2 separate regions of the Homo sapiens genome follow, and region 2 is linked to region 1. A link is an interaction called in ENCODE POLR2A ChIA-PET data of the cell type or tissue named here. Cell type or tissue: endothelial cell of umbilical vein. All regions are shown on one strand. Each heading gives the region's core, and the rest is flanking DNA. Links, peaks and the distances in the headings are about the cores only.

What was found. Peaks named below come from ENCODE experiments on the same cell type or tissue, not always from the same donor. Only the 100,000 strongest peaks of a DNase experiment are listed, where the experiment ranks them.
Region 2: POLR2A ChIA-PET joins it to region 1 with 5 read pairs; 4 of 35 experiments call an interaction of 5 or more read pairs at or near these places.

The regions. Positions count from the first base shown.
Region 1 is chr10:34,604,507-34,612,511 of GRCh38, forward strand. The region is part of intron 2 of PARD3 (par-3 family cell polarity regulator); the gene reads right to left. Among named protein-coding and RNA genes, the nearest start is that of PARD3, 210 kb to the right of the region's middle. In endothelial cell of umbilical vein, for the core only: no CTCF peak of the experiment used is centred there; a DNase peak (open chromatin) is centred at 3,585.
Region 2 is chr10:34,372,122-34,380,126 of GRCh38, forward strand. PARD3 (par-3 family cell polarity regulator) reads right to left here. Exons shown (of 25, transcript NM_001184785.2): 10 at 5,846-5,985; 11 at 2,753-2,881; 12 at 377-415. Among named protein-coding and RNA genes, the nearest start is that of PARD3, 440 kb to the right of the region's middle. In endothelial cell of umbilical vein, for the core only: no CTCF peak of the experiment used is centred there; no DNase peak of the experiment used is centred there.

The sequences.
Region 1 (8,005 bases), core at 1,810-5,809:
GCAGATGGCCTATTATGGGACTTTGTGATCGTGTAAGTTAATATTTAATAAACTCTCCTTTATTTATATATATATAAAGATATATAAAATATATATAAAGATATATATGATACATAAAGATGTATATGATATATAAAATATATAGAGATCCTATTAGTTCTATATTACATATATATTTTCAAGATTAAAATTATAAAAAATAAAAGTGTACTTTATTGAACTATAAGCAACAAAGATATTGACAAATCTCGCTATACCGTCTACTGAATGCGAATATACGGCAGAGATAAATTCTGACAAAGTCACTGATAAATTTGCAGAAGACTCAAAAGAGAAACTGCAATGCTATTACTCATTACTGGACAGATCAATATATAAGTTTACATTTTTCACTTTTCAAAAAAAATCTCAATGTTACTAAAACCTATTAGTCCATTTCTTTTTTCCTTCTTTGTACAGTAATATTTATTTTTAACTGATAGAATTAAAAATTGTAGATTCACTAAGGGAAAACTTTCACTGAGTTTCTCTTCTGGTGATTATTATTATATGTTTCCTGCTCTAATTATTAATGAAAATAATTTTGTTGTACACTAGGGTGGTGTAAAAATAATCCATGCCGGATGTCAACTACACTAGGTATGCCACTGATCTGAAACAGCCCCAAAATGAAATTTTTTTTTTTTTTTTTTTTTTTTTTTTTTGAGACGGAGTCTGGCTCTGTCACCCAGGCTGGAGTGCAGTGGTGCAATCTCAGCTCACTGCAAGCTCCACCTCCGGGGTTCACGCCATTCTCCTGCCTCAGCCTCCCGAGTAGCTGGGACTACAGGGCGCCTACCACCACGCCTGGCTAATTTTTTGTACTTTTAGTAGACACGGGGTTTCATCATGTTAGCCAGGATGGTCTCGATCTCCTGACCTCATGATCCGCCCACCTCGGCCTCCCAAAGTGCTGGGATTACAGGCGTGAGCCACTGTGCCCTGCCAAAAATACTCTTAAATATATATATATATCTCCTATATATATCTCCTATATATATATATATATATCTCCTATATATATATATATCTCCTATATATATCTCCTATATATATATATCTCCTATATATATATCTCCTATATATATATATCTCCTATATATATATATCTCCTATATATATATCTCCTATATATATATATCTCCTATATATATATATCTCCTATATATATATATCTCCTATATATATATCTCCTATATATATATATATCTCCTATATATATATATATCTCCTATATATATATCTCCTATATATATATCTCCTATATATATATCTCCTATATATATATATCTCCTATATATATATATCTCCTATATATATATCTCCTATATATATATCTCCTATATATATATCTCCTATATATATATCTCCTATATATATATCTCCTATATATATATATCTCCTATATATATATATCTCCTATATCTATATCTCCTATATATATATATCTCCTATATATATATATCTCCTATATCTATATCTCCTATATATATATATCTTCTATATATATATATGAGGAAAAACTCCCCTTTATATAGATATATCCTATTAGTTCTTTATATATATACAGAACTACATATATCTATATTACTATACATATATAAAGGGAAATGTGTGTGTGTGTGTGTGTGTGTGTGTGTGTGTGTGTGTGTGTGTGTGTGTGTGTAGTTCTGTCCCTTTAATAGAACCCTGACTAAAACAGCGTATGTCTACAGATGTGTGCAGGTGTGTACAGTCACGTGCTCCGGGTGCAGAGAAAGGCAGTATAGGCACCACAAACTCAGGCAGAGTCACCCAGAGGAGGAGAAAGATGAGGCTGGAGGCAAGTGGAAAAATCATGCCTGCCGGATCCAGTTCCCCTCCTCAAATCTGCATGCTGTGGAGCATGATTTTCAAAGATTTCTTTTGGTTGGTTGGTTTTTTCTGGGACTTGGAAAATAAAGAAGCTACATTTTTATAAAAGTTGGAGCATCAGCCTGGCATAGTGGCTCATGCTTATAATTCCAGCCTTTTGGGAGGCTGAGGCAGGAGGATCACTTGAGGCCAGGAGTTCAAGACCAGCCTGGGCAACATAGTGAGACCCCCGTGTCTTCAAAAAAAAAAAAAAAAAAAAAAAAGTCTGTCTATCAATAAGACAGCTCTGGCTGGGCATGGTGGCTCACGCCTGTAATCCCAGCACTTTGGGAGGCCAAGGCGGGCAGATCACAAGGTCAAGAGATCGAGACCATCCTGCCAACATTGTGAAACCCCATCTCTACTAAAAATACAAAAATTAGCTGGGCATGGTGGTGCACGCCTGTAGTCCCAGCTACTCAGGAAGCTGAGGCAGGAGAATCGCTTGAACCCAGGAGGTGGAGGCTGTAGTGAGCCGAGATCACACCACTGCACTCCAGCCTGGTGACAGAGAGAGACTCTGTCTTAAAAAAAAAAAAAAAAAAAAAGACAGCCAAACACAGCTGGAGCATGAGCATGTAAGTAGCTGTCCAGATTTGTAGATAGATGCATAAGATGAGAGGCCACGTTGAGAAATGTGTTTCAGCACAAATCTTAATCTTTGGGGGCCCATCTAAGTTCCTGGAAAACTAGTACCAAGTTTTCTTCACCTTACAGATTTCGAAACTGACAGAGCTTCACCCTATCCCACCCACAAAGTCATTACTCAAGACCCATTAAAAGTGTAAGAAATTCCGGCATTTTACAGATAAATGCACAACACAGGCAATATGTATTTGCAAACAACCCTCCAGGGTACACACAAATATGCTAAAAAATGCAGTATTTCACAGACATATCAGAAATAAGAAGATGACAACCTCCTCAAGATGAGGCTTAAATGATGGATTTTGTGCCAACAATAGGAATTCTTAATGCATAACAGCTAGAAGAGCCACTGAATAATTAAGTAACTTCCTGGGATAGTGGGAGGGAAAAGAGTGCAAATGTAGAATGAATGGATTTAAAAAAAGGGATATTCTGTGTTTTGTACAAATTCTAATAATTACACAAATTCCAAATGACAGCTACCCTAGGTGATATCTGTTCACATGATCCTTTTTCTGTTGCAAATATGTTGGTAAAAGGCAGGAAAAGGTAAGTCCATCCTTTGGCACCTATAAGATACTTCTGTTTGCATCATGGACACACTCCTGTGAGCTCAGTCTGCAGTCTGTGGAAGGACCAACGAAAACTTTAAAGATCTAGAATGTTTAGGGCTAAGTCAACTCCCACGCCATTCTGTTGTCTCATATTAGAATTAAGAACCAAAGCTTTGTGAGAAACATTTAGGTGCTTTTCTTTCACCTAACATCAGATCAGAGCAGGCTTTGTGGATACCACCCACCCTGGCATCAGCACAGATCTCCCATTTATGTATTTATTTATTTATTTTGAAGCTCTGTTGTCAATGTCTTGAAATTCTTAATTTTTGAACAAAGTGCCCTGCACTTTCATTCTGCACTGTGTCCTGCAAATCATGCAGCCAGCCCTGAGTAATCCTGAGGAAGAGTCTTGTTTGTTCTTAGGGGCTCACTCCTCTTGCTGGCTGCTCTCCAAACTCTTCCACATACTGACATGTGTCAAGCCTCTCAATGCTGCACGGTCCCAGCACAGGATGCTGCAGCCATCAGAGCAGGGGATTTCAGTTCTTCTGAATTCCATGCTGGTAAAACATACTAGAATTAAAATAGACTGACAGCCACCCACAACCGTTTCTCCATGATTTCTGCCTCGCTCTTCCACAATTACTACCCGCACCCATAGATTCTTGACAACGTATATAGCGTAAGAGATAATACAAACGTTGGGAAAGATGGAAATCATTGTATTCTCCATTACATATATTTAAAAAGGACAAAAAACCTTCCTAGAGCCATCTAGTTCTTAGGCACCACCACAATCAGCTCTCTGTATCCATGCATTCTGCATCTATGAATTCAACCAATCTCAGATTGAAAATATTCAGAACAAAAGAATACAGTAAAAAAGAATACTTTTTTTTTTTTTTTTTTGAGACGGAATCTCACTCTGTCACCCAGGCTGGAGTGCAATGGCCCGATCTTGGCTCACTGCAACCTCCACCTCCCAGGTTCAAGCAGTTCTCCTGCTTCAGCCTCCCGAGTAGCTGGGATTACAGGTGCCTGCCACCACGCTCGCCTAATTTTGTATTTTTAGTAGAGATGGGCTTTCTCCATGTTGGCCAAGCTGGTCTCGAACTCCTGACCTCAGGTGATCCACCCGCCTTGGCCTCCCAAAGTGCTAGGATTACAGGCATGAGCCACCGCACCCAGCCTACAAATTTTTAAAACTAACAGGGTATAGCAACAATTTACATAGCATTTATATTGTATTAGGTATTACAAGTAATCTAGAGATCATCTACAGTCTACAGGAGAGTAGAAATAGGTGATACGCAAATACTGCACCAACCAATATGAGGACCTTGGGCATCTTCAGATTTTCTCTCAACTGACTAGATAACCCCTGTTAACAGATGCATCAAAAGGCCCAGAACATTTAAAAAATCTTTACAATCCTAAGATTCCAGGAATGAATAAGTCATTCATAATTCGACTAATTTTGGACTCAAGTCAGTATTTCCTCTAAAGCAATGGCATAGACATCTTTAAAACTAACAATTCTATTTAAAATTTAGAATCCCCAGGTACATTTTCAACTCAGTTATTTTTGTCAATTAATTATGAGTCTAAAATTAATTAATATTCACACAACATTAAAATAAGATTCCTCTGTCAAAAGCAGGCCAAAATTATCACCAGTAGATAAATATAAGCTCCAATAATTTAGCATGAGAAAGTCTGTAGGGCAGGTTTTGTAAAAATGGAAATTTCAAACAATGCAAGGCAAACACCACCAATCTCAATACTGTCAAGACTGTGTGGATACTGAAACCTGCTCTTAGAAGTATACCACACTCCTGAGATACAGAGCCAGTTGGTTAAGGAGCGTAAGAAGAGATCGAGGTCTTGAGTACTTACTTCCCTCTTTTTGTTTGTTTAGAGACAAGGTCTCCCTTTGTCACCCAGACTGGAGTGCAGGGGCACAATCATAGCTCGCTGTATTCCTGAACTCCTGGACTCCAGTGATCCTCCCGTCTCAGCCTCCATAGTAGCTAGGGCTATCTAGCCACCATGTCCTGTTATTTTTATCTTTTGTTTTGTCGAGACAAAACAAAAAACCTGTTGTGCAGGCTGGTCTCAAACTCCTGGCCTCAAGCAATTCTCCCACTTCAACCTCCCAAAGTGCGCCCAGCCTCTTACTTCACTCTCTTGATCGTGTTTTTAAAACCAGCAGAAATTAGCAGAATGTTACAAAGTGCTAGGCAATAAACTATGAGACGAGAAAAATCATTTGACATTACCGTCAGAAAGGCTGGGAAACCTTCTGCAGAATTATTTTTATTAAGAGTAGTGAAATTTCTAGCTAGTGGAAATATACCAAAACTTAGGCGGAGGCCAACTGTTTCAAAGTTCAGAATTTTATACCAAAGGGGCCTTTTATTGAAGCTCTGGTTATTCATGATAGATTCATCCACATCTACTCTAATCTCTGGTAGTATATTCCTACACTATTTAAAGTGCATTCTATTGGCAACGACTGGAAGTAATATTAAATATATCGGCTAGGGCATGTGGCAAGAAGGATGAGAGTCATTAAACTCTCCTGAAGTTCCAATCAATAATCCAGGTACCTAGCAAACCATCCAGGGAACGTGAAAGTTGCTGAATGCTCTTGATTAGGAGGCCACCGATACAGCTATTATCATAAGAAATGCTCTGATACATACAAAGAAAAACTGTCACTACATTCTGTCACTGTTTAAAAAATTTAAAAATGCCAGTACTCATCAAGAATTGGTCGGACATTATGGGAACAGAATACTCTAATATTAAACAGAAATCTAGGCTTAGAGCAGTTAGGAAGATGACCCAGTAACCCAAAAAGGGTTACGTGTGGACCTGAGTTAATCAAAGAAGGAAAAATAAGCATGCCTGTAACCAAGAATCAGTGTGAGGAAAATTCTCAGGAGCCAGTATGATCGTGGGTGAAATATGGAGTTCCTAGAATACGCTAGACAGATTAGGAGTTTCCTTTTTTGAAATATATATATAATGTGGTTGCTGACAGCATTTTGTTTTATTTCAGTTTATAATCTTTATTGTTTCTGAGCAAAATTAAACTGCTAAACATTGTGTATGTATGATTAACTAGTAGGTATACTCTAAGTTTTATAAAGTTTGATATGCAATAGAACAATTAGAAGTACCCACAGCTTTTGATTACTGAAAATATACAAGACCTATTTATGTCTGTAAAGGGTGGTGTGTGGTGATGGGGAGAGGTGGGGGGGAGTTTGAAATTTTCAGCTCTTAATGATTTTAGAAAGTAAGCAGCTCCCAGGGAAATACATTCATGCAATGACAGAAAAAGTAAGTTGCTTTCTTTTCCTTTTTAAAAAATACCTAGTTGCTGAAAATATTCTAGTCTTTGAACAGTTTAGCAGAGTTGAAACCGGTCTATGTTAACGATGCATTCCAAACTCAGTCCCAAAAATAGATGAAAATCATGCACCTTGAGTGAGGCAGAATAAGGGCCAGTTTATTCTTACATGTATTAATGCTTCAGTGCTCGGATAAAGGAAAACTGTGATGGCTGGTAAAATTAATTATAGCTTTCAAAGGTATTCTCTGTTTACTAGCTACTTCTACAACATAAGGTAACATACATATAAATAAATGTTTTCCATCACAACTTTGTACCTTTAGTATGACATTTTAGAAACATTTTAGCTGACTTAGTTTACTAACCCTTGGTTAGGCATTACCTAACCATGTACTATCCGAACTGGAAGGCAGAACAGATCAAAACCAAACCATCAAAAGGAACGCAGAGCATACACCAAGGAAGGCAAGGAAAAGACACATGCAGGAGTAATTTCGGGATTTTCTGATGCCTTTTAAATTTAATTTCAAATATGACCAGAAAAATTAACTTGACAAATCACAAGATTAATACTATTTTAGAATCCCTTCCTTCTAGACTTCTCATAAGGCAAATCGGAATACAATTATAGGCTGTCTAGGAAAAAATCTGGATCTTGAACCAACCACAAAAATCCTGTTGACTCCTAAGGCCCCGTACGCAATTTTCCATAATGAAATGGGGACGGGAGAGAGCTAAAAACTGCTGAATTTATTTTCATCCACGTACATGAAGATGGGAAATAAATGTGATACATTTCTTTCTTTTTTTTTTTTTTTTTTTTGAGGCGGAGTCTTGCTCTGTCGCCCAGGCTGGAGTGCAGTGGCGCAATCTCGGTTCACTGCAAGCTCCGCCTCCCAGGTTCACACCATTCCCCTGCCTCAGCGCCCCCCCTACCCCCCCGCCCCGAGTAGCTGGGACTACAGGCACCCGCCACCACGCCCAGCTGATTTTTTGTATTTTTAGTAGAGACGGGGTTTCACCGTGTTAGCCAGGATGGTCTCGATCCCCTCACCTCGTGATCCGCCCGCCTCGGCCTCCCAAAGTGCTCGGATTACAGGCGTGAGCCACCGTGCCCAGCTGTGATACATTTCTAATAAAGACACTGAAATGTAGTATGCATCTGTTCATGCAGTATATAACCTATACAGAAACATAACCATAGGCTAGAAATGTGTGTATTTAATTGTATGTTTATGCCTAAGTGTTTGAAAGCTGTGTTTAATATGAAAAATAATAATAATTAAAAACAATTTTAACAAATCCTATTCCAAATATACCACCAAAATATTGAAATATACACACATTTTCCCTATCAGAGAGAAATTATTCTTTAGGAAGAGGACAACCATTTTGTTTTTAAAGCCTAATACAACGGAAGGTTAAAAAACACTTAGGAAAAAGAAAAAATAAAAAGTAGCTCTTTACCTACTTTTTCCAAAGGATCGATATGGACGTGTAAGATGAC
Region 2 (8,005 bases), core at 2,389-6,388, 230 kb before region 1:
TTTTTCCATGATTGAATCAAGTTTTTTAACTTTTCTTTCCATTTTGTGGCCACTTATAATTTAGCATTTCACAACTCATGAAATACTTTGCATATATGCCAAACAACTAAGCTTTGGTCCTCACTTTGCAAGTGAATAGGAAGTCTCTCTCTTTTTTGCGTCTATCTGACCAAAATTAATCACAAAATATACTCCATTTGGGGTGGTAACAGTAAGTCACCTTAAAATAAGACCACTTTGGCATTTAATAAACCCATGTATTAAATATTACGAGCCAGGAAAAGGCAGGACAAGTAACTTCGTATTAAATTAGTAAGAAGTTAGTTCCATGTATCTTTCCAACATCTCTGCATCCTTCAAAAGACAAAGCTCTTACCGTTTCTTTTGGAATCTGCATCTGGCTTGGCTCTGCATTCTAGAAGAATTGAAGAAAAACATAAATACAGACTGACCAAAGCCATCTTCAACACACAGGGACACAATGATTTATTTTAAAGAAAATTTTGTTGATTCTTAAAATCCACAAAATATATAAAGGGTAATTATATGATGGCTGACATAATGCTCTGTCTTCCAAAATTTTGCTGATGTGTGTGTTTATGTGTGTGTTTTAAGAAATTTTTCTAGATATACATTTTTACTTGCTCATTCACAGTACATCATGAATTTATTATCTGGAGGAAAACAAGTCTCACCAAACTGCTTTCCTAATCATGGCACTGTTTCTAATTTTGCTTTAAAATTTTCCCAATCAAATCAAAGTTTTAAGGTATAGAATCATTTGATAACTAGACCAGATAATAACAGTTTGAACCACAGTCTGAACCACAGCTTTATACTTTAAAATGTTGCACAGGAAATAAACATGATTTTTTTTTCCTATAATGTTGATTTGCCTTAATTACCTAGGAACTTACAAGGATGATTTATTAAAAAAAGGCACCGATTGATAAAAGTATTTAGATTTAGACACACAGAATTTAAACACAGACACCCCAAACAGAGGAAAATAGTTACGTCTACTGGATTCAAGATTATTTTTAAATGTCCCCTCCCTTTAAATTTTCAGGATTTTATTCTCTTAAATTTTGAGAAGCAGCTGCAACATGCATAATAGACTGACGGCCTACTGGCGTACTCCTTAATGAAAAGCTCACAAGCAATAAATTACATAACCAAGAAAAAAAAAAAGTAGGTAGCAGAAGGGAAAAACAGAAGCCTGGAAGATCAAAATTGGACAAGAAGAACCTGAATAACCTTAAGCTGGCTATATGCTGGCACTAACTCTGGAAAAGGCTGCTTAAGAGCAGTGTCTAAGCTTTGGCAATCTAATAATGCTAACTAGTGCACTCCGAGACACTGAGGAAGAATTAAAGCTTCGGCAAATCACATGGAAAGCTAGTTGTTTTTTTTTTTTAAGTGCTCATTTACAATTTAATAGAGACATCTCCAGATTTAGGATCAGGTGGCATTTTAAGCACAAAATTGGATAACAGTGGGGGGAAAACGAAAAACTGAATTTAAATTGAGAAATAATGCATTAAACATTTTTAAATATAAAGAAGTTTTCATAATTTATTCAAAATCTACTTAAAACAAAAGTGTTCACTTTTCAACCCTATCACTGTCTGAAATTTCCACAAAATCCACATTAAGTTTTAAGACCTGTGTGTAACCAGGGGATAAGATATTATGACTAAAATTTTTTCATTTATAATATTTATAGAAATAGTTTATATAGAGAATAAAATATAGTTATTTTTATCATAACACATCCATACTTGAAGACACAAGAGAATTTGGGCTATATGATAAATTTGGAAACCTCGTTTCTAAAACCTTGTCACTCTAGATTATACAAATTAATTTTTGTTTAGCACTAAGAGCTAGATGAAAAGGATGTATTCCAAAATGATCCAAGTAGAATCTGTTTTGAAATATTTAAAATACCACTTGTACTTGAAATAAAACAATTTTCTTACCACATCAAAAGACAAAGGCAACTCCTCCAATTATGTCATTTTTATATATAAATGAAACCTAGCACTTTTGCAGAAAACCACTCAGAACTATGTACATTTAAGACACTTATTTCATTCACACCAATACCATGTAAATACTCAGATGTATTAATGTATGTATGGAAAGTGAAGGAGATAGGTTGCAAAAGTTGTAAATGCCTTTTCATTTCCTTCATTTATGTCATCCTAAGTAACATGACCTATATTTGTATAATTAATAGCCATGAGGCTTATTGCCACTTAGGTCTTTTTATTTTTAATAATAATTTTTTTAAAAAGGTATTCCTTTTCATACAACAGTAAGGAAGCAAGCATCTATTTGGCTTACTGACATGTACTATGAAAATGTGAAATATGAAAATTTGTCATATGCAGTGTGGAAGATGGCAAGCTTTCAGCGACAGTCTGTGGAGTGACAGTTCTGAAATAATCGGCGTCTCTGTATTCAGTCAGTCCATCTGAGGGTGTACAGTGATGAACATTTGATGCCCTTGAAAATATCCCTACAGTCTGATGTTTAAGTACCCCTCCATTCATTACTGAGGATATCCATTTCTGAAACTAAGGGAGTATTAGAGAAAAGAATGTTTGTATTCAGTGAGGGCTGAAAGAAATATAAGATCTAGAAACTCCTCAGAAAATGTCTCAATAAACATTTGCCATCAGGCAACTAACCCAGACCCCTGGCTGCTGCATATCAGAAATCTTTCATCTACTCTAAATTTACACACCAGTTCCCTTGGGTGGAAGGCGTCTTCCTGGCGAAAGACCAGAAGGCTCACAGTTCCTTCCATCTTGGTGCTTCTCAACAGCGAAACAACTTCCTCTTGGGATTTGCCCACTAAATCTACTCCATTTACCTAAAACAAAACAAAAGTTTTCAGCTGTAATCCTGTGGAAACAACAGGAAAACACACACACACACACACACACACACACACACACACACACACTCTAGGACTAGCCATATCTGCTATGGAACATAACTCATTTCATGCACAATTCTGCCATGATCTGGGAACCACTAAGGTTTTGTGACTAATAAAGAAACTAAGACCAGATATCTAGAAGAGAGGAAGTGGTCAATCTTTTAGTGTTCATCATTAAACCCAAAGTGACAATCACCAGGGCATTGACAAGTACCAAGCAATAAATATTTCAAAAATGTCAAGTTAACACAAAACTTACTGGCTTAGAACAGAGATATTTTGATAGCCTTGTGCATCATAGGTTTTCTTACACCAAAATAAAAAGGTGTTGCTCTTATAAAGGGTAATAAAAACACACCAAAAATATTTTGGTACAGTATTTTCACTTTAAATGAAATTTTACTGATAAATATAAATAAAACACTTTACCTCTAAAAGGTAAACATTAAAGAAACTACAAAACAATATTTTTTAGCAGGGAAGCAATATTTCAGCTGAAATTTTTTCAATGTTATGAGAGAATTCAAGCAGGAAAAAAATTTAAAACAACTTGTTCTTAGGGAATCTTTTATCTAACAGGAAGTATAACATCATTATCAGAAAGCACTATATACTCCACAGAAATGAGAGCATATGTTTCCTTTAAAAGGTATTCTACATTTTTCTTTTTAGACAAAAAAGACATTTTGTCCAAGGCAAATAAGTTTATAACTTAAATTACAGTATCAAAATTTTCCTGTAGTTAAAATATATTTCAGAACATTTCCCCTTCTGAAAAAAATCAACCTCATATACCTCAAGGTACTACTATTAAGGAATTGCAGACAGAAGGACTGAATTCAAGTTCCAGTGGAGACTCTTACAAAATAAAACAAGCTACGACTGCACACATGGGCTAATATACCACTCAATTTATACCCCAAGGACAAGCGGCCTTTTCAGGAAGCAGAACCCTAAACATAATTTGTACTCAAACAAAAGAAAGTGAAAAAAAATCTAGACAATTAAGTCACTTGATCCTTTTTTCTTTGTATGATTCTAATTATCTAGACACTCAGAGAAAATGCACGTAAGTATCAATATTGTATAGCTACAACTGTAGATACTAGAAGGTTGGGCTTAAAGCATGCAAAAATGAAGTTTCCATTTTAAGACAAAGATGACAGCTATGGAAATAAAGCCTAACTCGAAAGACATGCAGGTTGCAGGTCTTTCTCACTGCTTTAAAATAAAAAGGTTTTTCTGATATGTTGAAAGTAAAGCGATTATGTGATAAAAGAAAAAAGTGACTCAATAATAAAGCAATTATCTTTAGAAAGAAAGACGGAGAGAGCCAGAAAAGGACAGATATTTTTTTGGACTCAGAAGACAGGAGGACTGAATTCAAGTCCCAGCAGAGACTCTTACAAATAAAACAAGCTACGACTGCAGACGTGGGCTAACGTACCACTCAATTTATAACCCCAGGACAAGTGGCTTTTTCAGGAAGCAGGACCCTAACATAATTTGTACTCAAACATCTGTTATTTAGCTTCTAACAGTGCCTATTTAACATACGTTGTCACATGCACAGGACCAAAACAGTGGGAATAAAATTTAAGGGATCTAGGCTCCAAATGTAGACATGGAAAAAAATACAGACGGTATCCCTCTCCTCCCCTACTTTACAAAAATTCTTTAGGAGAACTCAATCTGGAGAGATAGAAACCATATATGAAACTATAAGAAAAAAGGATAGTGTGGTAAAAGTTTACCTTAGCATTAATATTTGAATACTAGTTAATTAGGAAATGCAGTATCTGCTAATAAAAATACAGACTATATTTTCTTTAAAAAAAACTAAGAAAAATGGTTTAAAACATATTTTTCAATTTTCTCTTTTATGTGCAAACCATCACACAAACACAAATTATGTATGTTAATCTATTTCCAAGGCAGCTTCAAATACCAATGAACCCAAACTCATAAGACATAGAAAAAAAATTCAAAAACGATTTTTCTTTTCTTTCCTGACATTTGACTCTTATGACTCAATTTATTCTCCATGCTGCCATTTCAAGATTTCCTTGCTCCTCTTATCAAGGAACACTGTTTTCATTTATTTCATCTGTCTCTGTTCTGAATACATTTCCACATTGCCAGACATAAATATAAAGCCATTTAGAAACGTAACCTTACAGACATTTTATATGACAAAATGTTACCTCATAAACCAAATGTCTGAGTAACTAAAAATTTATAACTAAACTAAATGGGGCTGGGCATGAGGGCTAACGTCTGTAATCCCAGCATTTTGGGAGGCCAAGGCAGGAGTTCAAGGCCAGCCTGGCCAATGTGGTGAAACCCTGTCTCTATGAAAAATACAAAAATTAGCCAGGCATGGTGGTGCACGCCTGTAGTCCCAGCTACCAGGGGGGCTGAGGCAGGAGAATCACTTGAACCCAGAAGGTGGAGGCTGCAGTAAGCTGAGATTGTGCCACTGCACTCCAGCCTGGGCGACAGAGCGAGACTCCATCTCATAAAAAAAAATAAATAAATAAATGGAAAGATAATTTCTCATCAGATAACATGGAAAAAAGAGCTGGGCACGATGGCTCACACCTGTAATCCCAGCACACTGGGAGGCAAGAGGATCGCCTGAGGCCAGCAATTCAAGACCAGCTGGGGCAACATAGCAAGACTCTGCCTCTACAAAAATTTTAACAATTAAAAAAATATATATAAAAAATAACATGGAAAATCTAAACATAAAACAGAAACACATTTTGTGACGCATACTTCCGCTAAAATGTATATAACTGAATTTCATATTTTATGAAAATGTTTTTAAAAGTTGGCTCCTGGAAATGGAACATTTCAAGAATCAGGGAACATCCTGCTGGGGAAGTCACTTACCTCTATAAGTCTGTCTCCTGCCTTAAGTCGGCCATCCTGAATGGCCGCCCCCCGGGGGAGAATGTTTTTCACATAGATTGGAGCTGAGCCACCTATTGTTACATCTCTGGAAGTGATGCTGAATCCCAAACCTTCTGTACCTAGGTATGTGAAGGAGAAGAAAAGTAAATAAAATGAGATATCTTGAATTTTACAGGTGTATTGCACCAGTATACTCAACCTCAACTTGACATTTTGTAACTTTCACAATGGTCCACATTTCTTCTACTACTTTAAAAGTTGTAATAAATTTTTCAAAATAGACTAAATTGTGGAAGGTTTAAATGGTTTACATATCAACAGTTATTAATCTAAGAAGAAACAGCAATCTTCTCAAAGACAGATGAAAGTTAATATGTAAATATGACTGCTAAAAGTTTTTAAATCAATGTAAATCTTTGAATAGGAAATTCACTACATGAAGAAAGAAAAAAACTTCTGTTAAGACCCACAGTACCTCAAAACTCAAGTATTATTGTGCAATAATGACATCCAAATTTTAAGGGTAGGAGGTATGAGCAAGGGAAACAAAAATGTCCAGGGAGATGGAAAAGAACAGTGAAATGAGAGGTATCTCTAGATAGAGGTAATGGAACCTCCCAAAATCATAATTATTCAAAGCAGTTTACTAAGAGGATAAACCATAAACCAAATTATCTTTGCCTAGTTCACTTCTAATTCACCTAAATCTTACCATGTATATTTCCTTCACCACCCCCCACTCCCAAACAAGGCAAATTACTCAGTGAAGACTCCATCTCAGATCATGGCTACCAAATCTGGGGATCATATTATGCTTAAAGGTACTAAATTAATGATGCATTTATAAATTACTCTGATGATTCACAGAATTTAAATTCTCATTTCTTTGGCAGCTTTCTTGACAGACAGTCTTACATGCTCAATACAAAGCAGAAAAGTGTTTATATGTCACTAGAATCAAGACGCAAGAAGCCAACACGTGCCCAGGAAAAACTGGGGAGATAATGATACATTTGTAATGAATCACAACATTTTTACAATAATGATTTCTACCTAAGCTTTTTTAAAAAGTTACTTCTTAAGATATTAGTTTCCATTTCAGTTAAAATATTGTTAAGGCAAATGCTTGCTCATTATGGGAAGAATAAAGAGATCTGTAAAGGTGAAAAATCTAGAAAAGAGCACATTAATCTGATACATCACTCAGTATAAAACTGTAATGAAAAGTATAAAATATAAGTGAACAAAAAAGGGTGAATAAAAATGTAGATTAAAGAAACATTAAAGGAGAAATAAAGAAAACACTCCATAGTTATTCCTGTAGCAAAACCTACCATAGTTATTCTCAACATCAAACAAAGCATTCATTTACTTTAGTCTGAAGTCACTTTAGGGTGCTTGGACTATTAATATTTCTGATGTCTTCCATGCTGAACACCTGAATGGCATACTGTCTATATGAAATGTTTGTTATTGCTCTGGGGAGATTTTTCCATATGTCTCTGCTTTCATGAAACTCTAATGACTTGCAATAACATTTATTAAGAAAGAATTCTTAATTACTCTCCTTTTGCAATACTAACTTTTTTGAACTATGAATGCTGACTGTTGTAGGAACCTCAATACTATTAAAATATCAGCAACAACCCCTAAATCTGTAAGCTAAAAGTTCAGGCAATGACCTTTCAAGGAAAGATAAGTAGATATCAATTTTCATTTAACAAAGCCAACAAAACATTCTGCACTGACTGAAACAGATTACTGACCTTCTCCTCTGACTTTATTAAAAAGCTAATTTCTACAAAAGAGCTGGGTATTTGAGAATACCAAAATGGCAATAAATATTAAGAAATCATAATTATGGAAGCAAGTACACTGAGGCTATTCTGTTGTCATGTTATATAACATAGCTCCAAAATTAGGCCAAAGAATAATTATACTGACATCTTTTTTTGTACTAAGAGTTGATTCCAGTTTTTGAAGAACTGCTGCCACTCAAAGCACATTAGCTCACTTTGAACTGAATCTGAAGTTTAACACTGACACACCCTATGTTTTTAATGTACTTCACTAATAAATGTAATAACTTGTAAGAAAAAAATCTGCTAGCTACAAGGAAAGCCTGTTCAATTCTCCTAC